2 separate regions of the Homo sapiens genome follow, and region 2 is linked to region 1. The links are chromatin contacts, found by Hi-C or POLR2A ChIA-PET in ENCODE. All regions are on one chromosome and are shown on one strand. Each heading gives the region's core, a stretch centred on a gene start or an enhancer-like site at or near the end of the contact. The rest is flanking DNA. Distances are from core to core; before and after follow the strand shown.

Region 1 (7,905 bases), core at 3,012-5,511:
AGATATTTAGTATCAACAGAATCATTATTTCATGCACCAGGAAACTGAGCAATGCTGGTGGAAATGTTGGCCAAATCCGTGCCCTAATTGATCTCAAGGCCACTTTTGGAAAAAAAAAGTGCATGAAAGACCCACAGGCGCCCCTAAGTGACCTGGGAAAACCTCTCTGGCTGACCCCTCTTTCCTAATCCCTTTGTTTCATTAATTTTTTACTACAAAATATTTTAGATATGTGAAAAGGCGTACCCACCACCCAGCTTGTTAAATAAAACCTTACAAATAAAGTGAGCCTTCGTGCCCGTTTATTACATTTCACCTTCACACCCCTGTTCCCAGAAATACTAATTATTCATAGTTTAGTGCTCACCATTGACATGTATTTCTTTATACTTCGGTACAGATGCATGCATTCCTAGGTACAATGTAGCATTGCTTCCCGTGATTTTTAGCTTTTGTAAGGATACAGTATACATCCTTTTGCAGACTACTTTTTTGTCCCACCGGATATCTATGAAACTTATTCATGTTGAACATGTAGCTCAGGTTCACTCATTTTTGCTGCTGCATAATATTCCTTTGTACGTACACTTTATTTATTGAGACAGAGTCTCACTTTGTCTCACAGCTACAGTGCAGAGGCGTGATTGAGGCTCACTGCAGCTTCGACCTCCCAGGCTTAAGCAATCTTCCCTCCTCAACTTTCTGAGTAGCTGGAAACTACAGGCACAAGCCACCACACCTGGCTAATTTTTGTATTTTTAATAGAGATGGGGTCTCACTATGCTGCCCAGGCTGGTCTTGAACTCCTAGGCTCAAGGGTTCCGCCTCCCAAAGTGCTGGGATTATAGGTGTGAGCCACCGCACCCACTCTGCTTAAGTTTTTGAATGATCAAATCTGGACAGAATGAACATGATAGTCGACCCTAAAAGGGAGAAAGCTGTCACTAAGGGGCAGCATCCAGAGGAGAGGCTGATTGGTCTGGATGGTGGTGATAGACCATTCTTCAACCATTGACAGATGGAACCACAACACTTCCCCGACTCCTGGTGAAGGGCCCAGGGAAATCTCCCAAATTGTCTAGTTTAGAAATGACTCTATGTACAGAACCAAGTCAGTTGATTTCCCCAGTCTATTAGTTCAGCACTCTTTACTACAAGCCTCAGAAACCAACTCTAGTTCATTTAAACCAAAATAGAACTTATTGAAAGGGTGCCAGTGACACAGAGGCTTGAAGAACCAGGTTTGGACAAGAGCTCTTGAAGCAGGAAAAATGACCCAAGGCATTTTGCAGAACTGACCTGGAGGAGACACCACTGGCCACAGATGCTGTGGCCTTCCTCAGCCCAGACATTGGACATCACCATCAACATCAACATTGGCATTGGTGGTTTCACTGTTGTGAGAACAAAAGCCCTGTTTGAGAGGGTTTCAGTGAGAACGGGAGGAAATGAGGTGGCAATGGAGAAGTCCCTGTAAAGGGAAGCTGAGAAATGGGTCTGTACCTAGAGGAGGGCATGGGGTCAAGAGGGTTTTGGGTTTTGTTTTGTGACAGAGTCTCGCTCTGTCACCCAGGCTGGAGTGCGGTGGTGCAATCTTGGCTCACTGCAACCTCTGCCTCCCAGGTTCAAGCAATTCTCCTGGCTCAGCCTCCCAAGTAGCTGGGATTACAGGTGCCCACCACCATGCTCGGCGAATTTTTGTATATTTAGTAGAGACAGGGTTTCATCATATTGGCTAGGCTGGTCTCGAACTTCTGACCTCAAGTGATCCACCTGCCTCAGCCTCCCGAAGTGTGCTGGGATTACAGGTATGAGCCACTGCACCTGGCCTAGAGGGTTTTTTAAGATGAGAACGCTGACAGCACGTTTGTGTACTCATGGGAATAATCTAGTGCAGAAAAAAGAGCAGATTAGATGATCACAGGAGCGACATTTTTGAGTAAGTGGGAAGGGATGCACCATTTGTACATGGAGGAGGAACAGTTCACTACAGTGATGGAGCAAACAGACAGTATTTCGGGACAGACACAGGAGGATAGTAGACGGGGAGGTGGGACAGGCAAGTTCTTTTCGGATGCCATCTATTTTCTCGGTGAAATAAGAAGCAAGGTCAATTGCAGATTATTAAGAAGGCAGCCAGGTGAGGTGGGTCACACCTGTAATCCCAGCACTTTGGGAGGCAGATGGATCACTTGAGCTCAGGAGTTTGAGCTCAGCCTGGGCAACATGATGAAACTCCATCTCTACAAAAAATTAAAAAATTAAAAAATTAGCTGGGCATGGGGACATGTGCCTGTAATTCCAGCTACTTGAGGGGCTGAAGCAGGAGGATCACTTGAACCCGGGAGGTCAAGGCTGTAGTGAGCCAAGATCATCACACCACTGTACTCCAGCCTGGGTGATAAAGCGAGGCCCTGTCTCTCTCTCTCTCTCTCTATATATATTATATATATGATAATTAAGGTGAAAAGGGCATCAAAAGGCTTGAGAACATGAAAAACAGAAATAACAATCAAATTTCAAAGGTTTTAATTTTTTTATTCCTGATTTTATAATATACTATGATAAAAATCAAATGAAAAAGAAATCTCTTAAAACGTCCAAAATGAACAAAAGTGGGATATAAATGATGTATATTGTTTTATCTTGGGGCATCAACTGTTAGTCTACAAAACTAGTTTCTCTACTAAAGAGCTCAGCCAGTCCTGGAGATTCTACAAACCCCCATCTATTTCCCTTTCTCCAGAAATGAAAGTGACAGAACAGTTAACATCTACTTGTCCTGAGTTAAAAGTCCAACTTGTGATATTGATTCTAACTAAACTTCAGAGAGTGAGAAAGGAATCTGTAAGAGGAGGGGGAAAACTTTAACCAGTGAGAATATACTGTGGCAAGTGCTGCATTTAAGAGACAAAGTCCAAGCAACCAGAGTTTTGCTCTTACAGAGCATGCAATGCTCTTCTGATAGCCGGAGAAGAAGATTCACCCTCCACGGATGTGTAAACAGCACTGGTTATTCTGCCAGCCACAGGATCTGTGATCCAGGCATCGTGGGCGTTTCAAAATAAGTGTTTTGAAATTTACCGCCCACACCTGCCATCTCCCTGCACCCACTGAATTTCAACACTGGTCTGGTGGTGCAATATTGATATTCCCCTGGCAAAAACTCCTTCCTGGAGGCTATGGGATGGGGTAGGCTTCTTGGTAGCAGTTTCCCTCAACTGCATGATCACCTCCCTGCACTGATTAGACAGTGTATGGCCAACCTGTCAATAAATTTGATTTAAAAATTTATTTCCTGGCTGAGCACAGTGGCTCATGCCTATAATTCCAGCACTTTGGGAGGCCGAGGTGGGAGGATTGCTTGAGACCAGGAATTAAAGACTGGCCTGAGTAATATAACGAGACCCCATCTCTACAAAAACATTTAAAAATAAAAAAAAAATTAGCCAGGCATAGTGGTATGTATCTGTAGTCCCAGCTACTCGGGAGACTGAGGCGGGAAGATTGGTTGAGCCCAGGAGGTTGAGGTAACAGTGAACTCTGTCTGATTGTGCCACTGCACTCCAGCCTGGGTAAGAGTGAGACACTCTCAAAAAAGAAAAAAAAAAAAAAAAAAAGAGAAAAGAAATAAAAAACTACAAATAGAAAAAAAATGAAATTAAAAAAATATTTTCTCCATAAAAAATTTTGCCAGGCCATATATTTTTCTCTTTGGCTCTTTTCCCAAAGTCATCCCTCTGATACTACTTGCTGGAAGCCCCAACAAGAGCACAAATTTGTCAATAATTTTCTCAGTTTCATTTAAAATGATGATTGACCTTCCCACCCCAGCCTGATTTCTTTCGGAGCGATCTAATTTCTTTGGAGACCTGTGCCTGTGGACTCGTGTTAATCTGTTAATTGAGTTAGACTGCTGCCAGAACATCACAAGCCCTTCATTTGAGCTCTATCCTGTGTCAAACGGTGAAACGCTGGATGTAATGAACCTATATTGGTTGAAAAAATGAGAGCTGATGAATTATCACCCAAATGTGATACTGATGACAGTAAATCCTTTGGAGGGGATGGCATGTCAGCCTCAGAAGTGCAGAGCTCATGGACCAGGCTGGCAGTGGGAAGGTTGGTGACTTCTAAGCAGTGTCACCTTCTGGAAGCTCTGACACTCAGCAAGTCAGTGCCAGGCGGAGAGGCATGACTCAGCACCCTGGCTCACCCCTCATAGACATTCTCCATGCCCCAGGATCGCAGTTTCAGTGCTATTCCCTGTGACTCAGCTGTCACGACCTCTTTGGGCAAGTTCCACCGCACGTTTTGTGGGCCAGGGCTCTTAATCTGAGTGCAAAGGCCTTATCAGCCAAGCAGATGGACCAGCAGCTGCCACTTCCCAGGGAAGCCAGGATTTACCCCTGGGTCAGCGGGAAAGGGTTTCCTGCGAGGATACCACGTGTAAAGTCCTTTGGGATGAAAGGCATTCTGAGGATGTGAGTTATCACAGCGGAGCTCACCAAGGCTTCTCCAATTTGATATAAATAACTCTGCATTGGCAGCAGATGGGAGGAGAGCCAACTAGTAATGAATACTAGGACAAACAAACAGGCCTCCGGGATGCCGGCCCAGCCTCTCCAAACCACAGTTGGCAACAGTTGGAGGTGGTGGTGGGCGAAGCTGTACCGGCAACATTGCATTAATCACTTATGAGTGAAGGGAGGAAGCGCTCCAGAATAACGGAAGTGCAAATAATTAGCAAAGGCCACACCACATAGGACTAGAAAGGGCATAACTGGGAAGCATGTTAATTTGCCTGACTTGATGTTTAGCTATTAACCAGCAAATCAGTAGTGACATAAAGGACCCTTCCTACTTACTAAGCTCTGTGTTTCAGAGATAACAGAGAGGGATGACACAGTGGTTGCACCACCCCACCCCCAACACAGAGCAACAACTCAATGGAAACAGAGGGAAAGCAAGTCTAGCGGTGCTGCATACAATAGCTAACTCCTGCAAAAAACAGACTCCTTATTGTATTGTTGGGGTGATATTAAGTATGGGAGGAAAAAGTGAGATGATTCCAAAGTGGGAACATTGGGGATGTGAAAGTTGTCAGAAGCAAAATGGAGTCACTAAGGTTAAGAAAACTCTGACAAACAGATCCAAGGAAGGCCATGAAGAGAGGATTCTCACACTTGTATGCCTGACCACGAAAGACTACAGAGACCACAACTTTGTACCAAGACCGTCACAGCCTTATACAACAAATGCTTCTGTAAGGACGTCTGCCCAGCAACTGCCTCTCCAGCCTTGGACGGGTGTCACCCTTGTTGTTGATCTTTTAGCCAGGGATAAGTATTTCAGAACAATTATGTAATCCCCTTCATTTTTTCCTTTAAAAATCCTTCTCTTCCTTTACCTCCCTGAATATGCACATGGTTTACCTATGGCACAGGTATTCACATTGCAATGCTCTGTTCCCAAGTAAACATCTTTTCTTTTAGACAGCCTCTCTTTGTTTGTTATTTAGATTGGTGGGGAACAAGCAAATATAAAAGACAGAGTTGCCTAGAGCTGAGATGCCAGGATTAGCCGTGCATTGATTGGGCTAAGCCATGGGCTGCAGTGAAACAGAGTGGGGAAGAGAAAGGGAGACTCTCGTTCGGCTGGGATAGTGCTCCCGGCTCTCAGGAGAAGCAAACCCAAGTCCTCCTTGGATAAAAGCATCGCCATCTTAGGTTCTCAGGGTTCCCATACATTAAGATCAACAAAATGAGTTCAGAATCAAATAACATGAAAAACACAAGCAAACAGGTTACCATGAGTGAGAATCAGCAAAAACAATCAACAACAGAATTAAACCCCCTTCCTTCGGGTAATGAAATTATCAGACTCAAAATACAAAATAACAGTGGATAAAATGTTTAAAACCTGAAAAAAAGGAATCTCAAAAATAATCAAGCAATAAGAGATCACAAAAATTACCTAGATTTTGAAAAAGACAAAATTGAAATTTGAAAACAGAATTGGCCGAGTGTGGTGGCTCACGCCTGTAATCCCAGCATTTTGGGAGGCTGAGGTGGGTGGATCATCTGAGGTCAGGGGTTCGAGACCAGCCTGGCCAACATGACAAAACCCCGTCTCTACTAAAAATACAAAAATTAGCTGGGCGTGGTGTTGGGTGCCTGTAATCCCAGCTACGCGGGAGGCTGAGGCAGGGAGAATCACTTGAACACTTGAACCCGGGAGGCAGAGCTTGCAGTGAGCCGAGATCTGCACTCCAGCCTGGGTGACAGAGTGAGACTCCATCTCAAAAAAAAAAAAAAAGAAAAGAAAAGAAAATAGAATTGCAAAAATTAAAAAAAAAAAAAGTCAATGGGTGGGTAAACAGCAAATTAGGTGAGGTGGGGGTGGTCTCAGAGGTGATGGAGGGCAGGTCCTGGGGGCTTTGCAGGGTCATAGAGGATGGTGCCAGGAAGCAATCACACTTTTGAGTACACTTGAGAGTTCTATAAAAGCCCATTAAATTATTGCAGAAAAGGGCTACATGATGACTGTTTGCACTAAGATTCTTTTGGTGCTGTTATGAGATTTGGTTTGTCTTTAATTTAGGCACACTGCTGAATGTGTGATCAATATTTAGTAATTATGTACAAATAGTCCCTGTTATAAATCAGAGTTGTTATTGCTGCCTTAAGCTTTGGCAACAAGCTGCTTCTTGGATATCGTGCCGTTTTCCTGGTGTCAGCTGCCTCAGTCAGCACTCAGCACTGTTCTCATACAAACCTGCATGTTGCAGTTAGTAGGAAACGTCTTGTTAAGGAGGGCAGACGCTGCCTTCCCAACGTGGCTAGGGTAGAGCTTCAGCACCTTTCTTCCCAGTGGGAGAATCAGGCCTCCGTCCCTAAATGCAGAATTCCAGCCAGAGGCTGTGAGGTTTTGTCCAGGCCCTCATGACTTCTTGCACAAAACTGTCCTAGGAACTTTGGGGGCTACAGTCACTCAACTCAAAAAGAAAATTCTGCTTCCTTCAAGGTCAAGGTGTATTAGTCAGAGTTCTCTTCAGGTACAGAACTAATAGGATAGATGTATATTTGAAAGGGAGTTTACTAAGGAGAATTGACTCACACGATCACAAGGTAAAGTCCCACGATAGGCTGTCTGCAAGTTGAGGAGCCAGGAAGCCAGTGGTGGATCAGTCCGAGTCCCGAAACCTCAAAAGTAGGGAAGCCGACAGTGCAGCCTCCAGTCTGTGGCCAAAGGCCCAAGAGCCTCTGGCAAACCACTGGTGTAAGATCAAGAGTTCAAAAGCTGAAGAACTTGGAGTCTGATGTTTGAGGGCAGGAAGCATCCAGCACTGGAGAAAGATAAAGGCCGGAAGACTCAGCAAGTCTGCTCTTCCACCTTCTCCTGCCTGCTTTATTCTAGCTGCACTGGCAGCTGATTAGATGGTGCCCACCCAGATTGAGGGTGGGTCTGCCTCTCCCAGTCCACTGACTCGAATGTTAATCTCCTTTGGTGCCTCACAGACACACCTAGGAACAATACTTAGCATCCTTCCATCCAATCAAGTTGACATTCAATATTAACCATCACAAAGGGCATCACAAGTAAACCCAGAGCTGAAGTCAGAGTGCCTGCCCCAAGTAATAATACCTGCAGCCCCTCCTGCAGGTTGGCACAGACTCTAGCCCTCAGTAGACTAATCCCTGACTCACTTCATCAGGTGTGGCCCTTGTGCTTCCCCAGGTGTGGACCTGGGCTCATGTTCATCAGAATCACCTGTGTGCTTAATAAAACTGCAGCCTCCAAAGCCTCACTCCGGCCTACTGAGTTCCTCTTCTGGTTGGAGTCAAGGAATCTTGCCTTCTGACAAGCACCCTGTTTGTATTAGTCTGTTTTCACATGCTATAA
Region 2 (7,905 bases), core at 1,920-4,419, 35 kb before region 1:
ATCACCACTGATCTCACCTGCAAAATCTTTAAGTATTGCGAAGCTCTCAAACTCATGATGCCTGATACAAGACTTGCAAAAATCTAATTTTTGCTTAAAATCTCAAAAGAAGCAAATCTATCAGTTGTTTTTCCTTAGAGTGACAAACTTACTTGGCTCATTTCCAGAAAATGTCTACCAAACAGCCAAGTCTGAATAACCCTAGTTGCCATTCTTTCAAGTAAAAGGAGCGTTCCATATAGAAAGCAGTTAGTTCACCTTGCAAGTCAAACTACAAGTGCTTTTCCTTGAGATTAACCGTGGTAGTTGGATACCCAGCTGAAGTGCTTTATGTATAATTTCTGTTTAATCACACAGAACACTCAAGGACATGTGCTTAAAGGTCAAGACTTAATAAAATTAATAGTTCCGCTGGGTGCGGTGGCTCATGCCTGTAATCCCAGCACTTTGGGAGGCCAAGGTGGGCGGATCACCTGAGGTCAGGAGTTTGAGACCAGCCTGACCAACATAGCAAAACCCTGTCTCTACTAAAAATACAAAAATTAGCCAGGTGTGGTGGTGCATGCCTGTAATCCTAGGTACTCGGGAAGCTGAGACAGGAAAATTGCTCGAACCCAGGAGGCAGAGGTTGTAGTGAGCTGAGATCACGCCACTGCACTCCAGCCTGGGCAGCAGACCAAGACTCCGCCTCAAAAAAAAAAAAAAAAAAAAAAGCTTATATTGCTTTATCAAGGACATTTTAATGTAAAACTTGCTTAGGACAAAACCCATCGTGGATGCCAGTGAAGAATACCATGACTAATGGTAACCATCGGACACCACTGTCCTGATTCATGCTAAGGCAGCTGTAGTTGTATCCCCCATTGCTATCGAAACATCATTACAAATGGCAACACAGTGAAAAAGGCAAATAACATCTTAGTATTTTTATGATCATAATCTTGACTTTGCAGACCCTCTGAAAGAGCCTTGGAGACCCCCAGGGGCCCATAGCATCACACTTTGAGAACTACTGCTTTAGAATCTGTTAGGGGCTGAATTATGTTCCCCCTAAATTTATATCTTGAAGCTCTAGCCTTCAATAATACCCAGAATGTGACTGTGGTCGGAGGTAGGGCTTTTAAAGAGTTGACTAAATTAAAATGAGGCCATTAGGGCAGGCACAAGTCCAATTTGACTGGTGTCCTTATAAGGAAAACAGATTAGGACACCAAGAGAGGCACTAGGGATGCCCGTGCAGAGGAAGGACCATGGGCAGAGGCTGCAAGAGGGAAGCCAGCTGGGAGCCAAGGAGAGAGGCTTCAAGGGAAACCACCCTGCCAGCACCGTGATTGTGGACTTCCAGCCTCCAGAACTGTGGGAAAACAAGTGTGCTGTTTAAGCCAACCTGTGCTATGTTGTTATGGCAGCCCTGGTAAATGAATATAGAGTCTTTCTCAGGCCTACTCCCCACGTCAGATGGCCTCTGCACCTATTGTCTTGAATATACATTTCCCCTCCTCTGCCTGGCAGATCAGCTCCAACACTGGTGTACCTGCGTCCCACCCTCCTTCAGACAGAGCTAACCAGCCCTGCATGGTGCTCATTTTGCCCTAGGTCCACCTTTTCATTACAGCTCTAGCCCAGGCATTTATCTACCCACCAAGCTGCTTCTCTGCTTAGCTGTGAGATTTTTGAATTTGTGGACCAATTCATTTGCCTCTTCATGGCCTCAGTGCCCAATGCAAGGCTTAGTGCATGGATAAATGCATGGATGTTAAATGTGTGGATAAATTTGTGTGGTGTAGCGGTTGCCGTCTATCCTTTCCTTGTGTTTGGCAGCTCTGAGGCAAAGCACACTCTGCTCTGATAGATTTGTGTCCAGGACCTCCTGGCCTATGGCCACAACTTGCTGTATAATATTAGTTTGGATGCTGTTTTAACAACTTAAAAAATTATCACATTATAAAAATGCATTGCCCCTCCTAAAGTATATATCAAATATTGAGTCACAGTTACACTTGCTTTGGGTATAATTTGAAAGAAAATTAAAAACTTCATTTCCCATTAAGACTTCAGTTTTCTTCTTTCTTAAAGTTATGGGCAAGTGTGGTGGCTCACACCTGTAATCCCAGTACTTTGGGAGGCTGAGGTGGGAGGATTGCTTGAGGCCAGGAGTTCGAGACCAGCCTGGGCAACATAGTGAGACTTAGTCTCTACAAAAATTACAAAAATTAGCCAGGTGTGGCCTTCGGTCCCAGCCACGCAGGAGGATCACTTGAGCCCAAGAGGTCAGGAACCATGCGAGTGCCACTGCATTCCAGCCTGGGCAGCAAAGCAAGACGCTGTCTCAAAAAAAAAAATGTTTACAAATTACCTGGGCATAAAGGTTAAGTCCTTGGCATGTACTTAACATAGTATCAAAATATTATCTTTGCCAATAACAAGCTTACTGCTAAAGATTCAAGAAGAGAATTTCAGAACACATAATCAAGAGACAAAAGATATATCCTTGTATTTTATACCAAAGTAGTTTGAGAAGTCACAATTCATTCACTAGACAGTAAGTTCCATGATGATATCATTCTGGTTAGTTCACTGCTATACCCCTAGCAACTAAAATTGTTTTTAACACAGAGAATATCTATAAAATTAATAAATGAATTTATAAAAGACAAAAAGTGAAAATATTACCATTGATTCACAGAATCACTAATTTCCCGGGGAACAAAGAGTATCTTTGGGAGCAAAAGTGTGAGACACAGCATAATCTTTGGTTTGTTTGTTTCTTTAAGATAGGGTTTTGCTCTGCCATCCAGGATGGAATGCAGTGGTGCCATTATGGCTCACTGCAGCCTCCTGGGCTTAGGGGATCCTCCCATCTCAGCCTTCCTAGTAGGTGGGACTACAGGCATGCACCACCGTGTCCAGCTAATTTTTGAATTTTTCCTTATTTTAGAGACAAGCTCTCACTATGTTGCCCAGGCTGATCTCAAACTCCTGACCTCAAGCAGTCCTCTTGCCTTGGCCTCAAAAGTGGTGGAATGACAGCCTGGGTTTTCACTTCAGTTACTACAATAGCATTATGCACGTTGGCCCCAAGGGACAGAGAGCTTGCTGTGTTGACTCACCTTTGCCTCTGACACTATCTTTAAAAAGGCAGTTAAGCTTCTTGGCTCTTTTCCCAGAGGTGAGTCGCTAGTTCACCTGAAATACCCAGTCAGTGCAAGGAGTCCTTCTCAAGGTGCACCCCCCTCAGGTATGGTGGGTGGGTCCTCTTGTTAGTTCAGTCAAGGGGTGACCCCCCAGGGGTGGGTCATTTTGTTAGTTCAGCCAAGGCCTTAAATATTTTCCAGAAAATTCTAATATTCCTTTCATTCAGTTCATTAATAAGCAGTTAATTACTCCTCTTATACAAACACATGATTCCTTTTTCAAGATAAAAAGAGATTTTATGTTCTCTGATCTTTCTCAGGTAATATACTTCTCTATTTCCTCGCTCCTCTCCATCTCCCAGCCCTCAGCAAACCTCTTTAAAATGTTTGCTTTTTGTTCTAAGACATTTGTGTTAGCCCCCTGATGGGCTTAGTGTCCTAATAGGAGGGAACGATGTTTTGAGTGGATCCCACTTGTTTTCAAAAGCATGTTTTCTTAAACATGCTTCACCTTGACAGTGAGGCCGACATTGAGTAATGTCAGAGCGTGCCTCTGCTATTCTCTTGAAAGACGTGTTAATAAAACTTGTCTAGCCTCCCAGGCTTTCTCTTTCTGGCTGGAGGGGGAGGTTTTCCTCTCATTCATTCTGACTCATTTTGTTGTCTCTTCCTCCTAAGAGCCTGCAGCATATCTGCCACGACCATGGTGTGTGACTCAACTGCATATTTTATCCCAGCGCTTGGCGGCACCTGCACGGTTTTGTAAGCCAGCAAGAGGCTGCGTTTCTACCCACTGCAAATCTTTCTTTTTACCTGATTTCTATATCCCACACAGATCCAACAGACAGAATAAAGGTTATATTTATCTGCGAGACCCCCAAAGGTAGGTAGAGTGTTATAAAAAATGAAAAACACATGCCTTAAAAACAGAGAGATTTTAAAGAAATATGAAATAGTAAAATAAGAAGAAATTCACCATCAAATATTAGAAAGTCATGTGAGAGAAGAAAAAAATAAAGATGCTATAGTTTGTGAATCATTCCTCCTCCACACTACCGAACTCTTCACTTGTGAACTCTTGTTTCATTGTATTTTAGGTATTTCTTTGCATGATTTGTTCTCCTTTAGGTTTTGGTTGCTGTAGGATAAAAACCGGGTTTTGTTTACTTCCATATCTCCAGTATCCAGCACAGTGCTTTGCTGGTTTGGGGCTCAACTGTGTTGCTGTGTTGGTGCTCAATAAAGGTTTATTAACGGCAAGAAAAGAAAAATAAACTGTTTCCTAGAGAAGACAGAAAGCCTATTGAGAGAGAAGATTGGAGTCTAACACATTAACCAAAAACAGCACAAAGCGTCCCTGGACCATAAGAAAAGGCGATTTTATGTGGCCATAATGTCATGTCTTGCCTCCAGCTTATTGGAAAGATACAGAGGATTACATACAGAATCGAGAGGGGAGAAGTGACGGAGTGGGGAATAGGGTAAGACTCATTGCAGATGGTGAATTTTAGAGTGGTGTTTTTCACACCCACGCTGTCCTATAGGCGGTAAGGCTGCAAGCAAATTAAATTAATCACAAAGTGTGAAATGCCTATGAATTCACCAGGAATGATTTGGGGATATTTTGAGAATTAAAGATGAGCAAAAGAATAATGGTCTAATGAGAGTTGGAAGAAAAAGAGGTTTCATCATCATTGCCATCCTCTTCCTTCTCAACACCATCATCAAATAAGCAGAAAACATAGTGTCAGTGTCAATACAGCTACACAGGGAAACATCTGCCTGATGAGATGCCTTCTAGAGAGAGATGCCCCTTTTATCAGCAGGTGCAGGAGGCCAATGAGGTAGGCAGGACAGGCAATGAACTGCAGCTTGGTGCTTGTTTTTCCCTGTGATTTTACTATAGTTATCATTGAGTGCCTCCGTTGATATAAGGTTCCCTACAGGGTTAGTATTCTGTTAACGTGGAAGAAGATGGAATCAGGATTTTTATATCTTCTGAAACAGATGGTTATAATTTAAACTTTATGAAATACAGGAAAGAAGAAATGCAATCAAAAACCTGAAAGTCCTAGTTTCTTGTTTTCCAGGCCAAAGCCTGCAGGATAATTGTATAAATAGTTCTGAGACTCCCTTCTATTTTTCTTCCTTCCTGAAGACAATCCGCAAAGTGTCCGTCTGGACATATCTAATGGTTAGCCAGATGGCATTCCAAGAATCGCTTTTCTGAAAGTCTGAGATCTCATCAGATACACTGGAATGATCTTGAGCTGGTGGATGGGAAACAGCGCCAAGGAGAGAAGCTGTGGAATGGAAGGAAGGGAAGAATAGAAAAGGGGGAAATATTTAATTTAAAACATGGAAGGAACAGTTGAGAGTGAGAAGAGAACAGCCTTATAGGTATTAAATCTCTCACCGTCCTTATGATGCAGTGTTGCCCTGAGCTAGTCTCAACACTACCACTGTATCTCTACAGCAGAGTAAATGCTATATTTGGGCTTATAATTGTCACAATCAGGATTGCTAACTGCAACACTTTCCTAGCTGAAATCAAACAGGTTTGAAAGCAAATTAGAATGGCTTTAAGCAAAGCTCATGAACCTTCCCTTCAGGAGCAACCAGAGCTATTCCAGGAGACCCCAGCCTCACATCAAATCCATGGCTGATGCTAGAAATTTGCCCAGAACTTCAGCACCTTGAGTCTACTTCTTGTGAGAATGTACCCTCCCTATACACCATTTTTTTTCATTAGCACTCTCCCAGAGTTAATAGTCAAAGTAAGCTGTATACTGGTCATTCAGGGGTTAGTGAATGAACTTCAATTTTGGTCCTGAGTATAAGGTTTTTAGGCATACAAATGTTTCTATTACATTCATAGATTTGTGCAACCATAACTCTTTTAATGGCTGAATAATATTCCATTGTATGGATACCACATTTTGTTGATTATTTCACGTGTTCATGGACACTTGTGTTTTTTCTACCTTTTGGCTACGGTGAATAGTGCTGTAAGGAACAATGGCACACACATTTCTGTTTGAGTCCATGTTTTCAATTATTTTAAGTCTATAACTAGAAGTCAGATTGTAATTCTATGTTTAGCTTTTGAGGAACCTCCAATTGTTTTCAACTACTGTAAATAGTACTGCAATGAACATTTGTGTATAAATATTTGTTCGAATACCTGTTTTCAATTGTTTTACTTATATACCTAGGAGTGGACTGGCTGGATCATATGGTAATTCTAAGTTTATCTTTTTGAGGAACTGCCAAACTGTTTTCCACAGGGCTGCACTAGTTTTTGTTCCTTTCCACCAGCATTGTAGAAGGGTTCCAATTTCTCCACATCCTCACCAATATTGTTATTTTCCTTTTTTTTAATTTTTTTATTTTTATTTTTTGCAGTTGAAAGATTTAATAGAGTGAAAACAGAGCTCCCATACAAAGGGAGGGGACCCAAAGGGGGTTGCCGTTGCCGGCTCGAATGCCTGGGTTTATATCCTGATCCTTGTCCCTCCCACTGTGCTCTCAGGCAATAGATGATTGGCTATTTCTTTACCTCCTGTTTTTGCCTAATTAGCATTTTAGTGAGCTCTCTGATTGGTCAGGTGTGAGCTAAGTTGCAAGCCCCGTGTTTAAAGGTGAATGCAGTCACCTTCCCAGCTAGGTTTAGGGATTCTTAGTCAGCCTAGGAAATCCAGCTAGTCCTGTCTCTCAGTACCCCCTCTGAACAGGAAAACCCAAGTGCTGTTGGGGAGGTTGGCTGATGACCGCCCTAACTGCTTCCTGCTGAACTGGGGCATAGTAGGGGTTGTGCAGTTGAGATTTCCTTGGGAGGGTTGCCTTCGCTGTCATTAACATTGGAGCATGGGCTAGCAGGCTGGTCCAGGGGTCTGTGGTAGATCTTAGTCATGGACTGCATCTGGGGCTCCATTTGAAGAATGATTTGTAGTTTTACAGCTTTGATTCTGGAAGAGACAAACTTAACAAGGAGGTTAAAGATACAGGGATTGAAATGTATGGCCTGCAGTACAGGGGATTATTTCTTTGGCACACTTTACGGGCCCTGACTATCTGCTTGATAATTTTGAAAAGGCCTGGTCCAGTAAATAATAATTTGGCCATCTGATGGGTGCTATCAATGCCTAAATATTTTCCATTTTTAAAAATAGCCATTCTAGTGGGCATGAAGTGTTATCTCATTGTGGTTTTGATTTGCATTTCCATAATGACTAATGATATTGAGTATCTTTTCATGTGCTTGTTGGTAATTTGTGTATTTTCTTTGGAGAAATGTCTATTGAAGTCTTTTGCCCATTTTTAAATTGAGTTGTCTTTTAGTTGTTAGGTTGTGCTGGATGCTAGACCCTTTCAGGCATATAATTTACAAATACTTTCTCTTATTCTATGAATTGTATTTTCACTCTCTTGATATAATTCTTTAGAGCACAGAAGTTTTAAATTTTGATGAAGTCTAATTGTTGTTTGTGGCTTTGGTGTCATTTCTAAGAATTCATGGACAAATGTGAGGTCATGAAGATTTACCTCTATGTTTTCTTCCAAGAGTGTTATAGTTTTAGCTCTTACATTTAGATTTCTGATCGATGTTAAGTAATTTTTATCTATGGTGTGAAGTAGAATCCAATTTTATTAATAGTATTTTGCATGTGAATATCCAGTTGTCCCTGCACCATTTGTTGAAAAGACTATTCTTTTCCTACCATGTGGTCTTGGCATCCTAGTCAAAAATCAGTTGACCACAGATGTATAG

Evidence for each region. Hi-C counts contacts between places; a loop is a spot of excess contacts on that map. ChIA-PET counts read pairs that join two places held with the same protein, here RNA polymerase II (POLR2A). Pooled maps may share reads with other maps.
Region 2: a loop to region 1 is called in a map of PC-9, with 6 times the contacts of the local background. The contact joins two enhancer-like sites. A Hi-C loop is called at or near these places in 7 of 168 maps with a recorded cell type or tissue (CD8-positive, alpha-beta T cell, Calu3, HCT116 and 4 more), 3 of 37 single-sample maps with no recorded cell type and 3 of 50 pooled maps. POLR2A ChIA-PET finds 5 or more read pairs at or near these places in 5 of 52 experiments (A673, CD8-positive, alpha-beta memory T cell, H1 and 2 more).

Annotation. Positions count from the first base shown.
Region 1 is chr18:62,447,612-62,455,516 of GRCh38, reverse strand. No RefSeq gene overlaps it. Among named protein-coding and RNA genes, the nearest start is that of ZCCHC2, 71 kb to the left of the region's middle. Within about 2 kb of position 4,261, at least 24 of the 41 ENCODE cell types and tissues checked have a DNase peak (open chromatin) inside an H3K27ac peak, as active enhancers do; they include HCT116, PC-3, PC-9 and 1 more, where a contact is called at or near this core.
Region 2 is chr18:62,481,720-62,489,624 of GRCh38, reverse strand. No RefSeq gene overlaps it. Among named protein-coding and RNA genes, the nearest start is that of ZCCHC2, 37 kb to the left of the region's middle. Within about 2 kb of position 3,169, at least 11 of the 41 ENCODE cell types and tissues checked have a DNase peak (open chromatin) inside an H3K27ac peak, as active enhancers do; they include HCT116, PC-3, PC-9 and 1 more, where a contact is called at or near this core.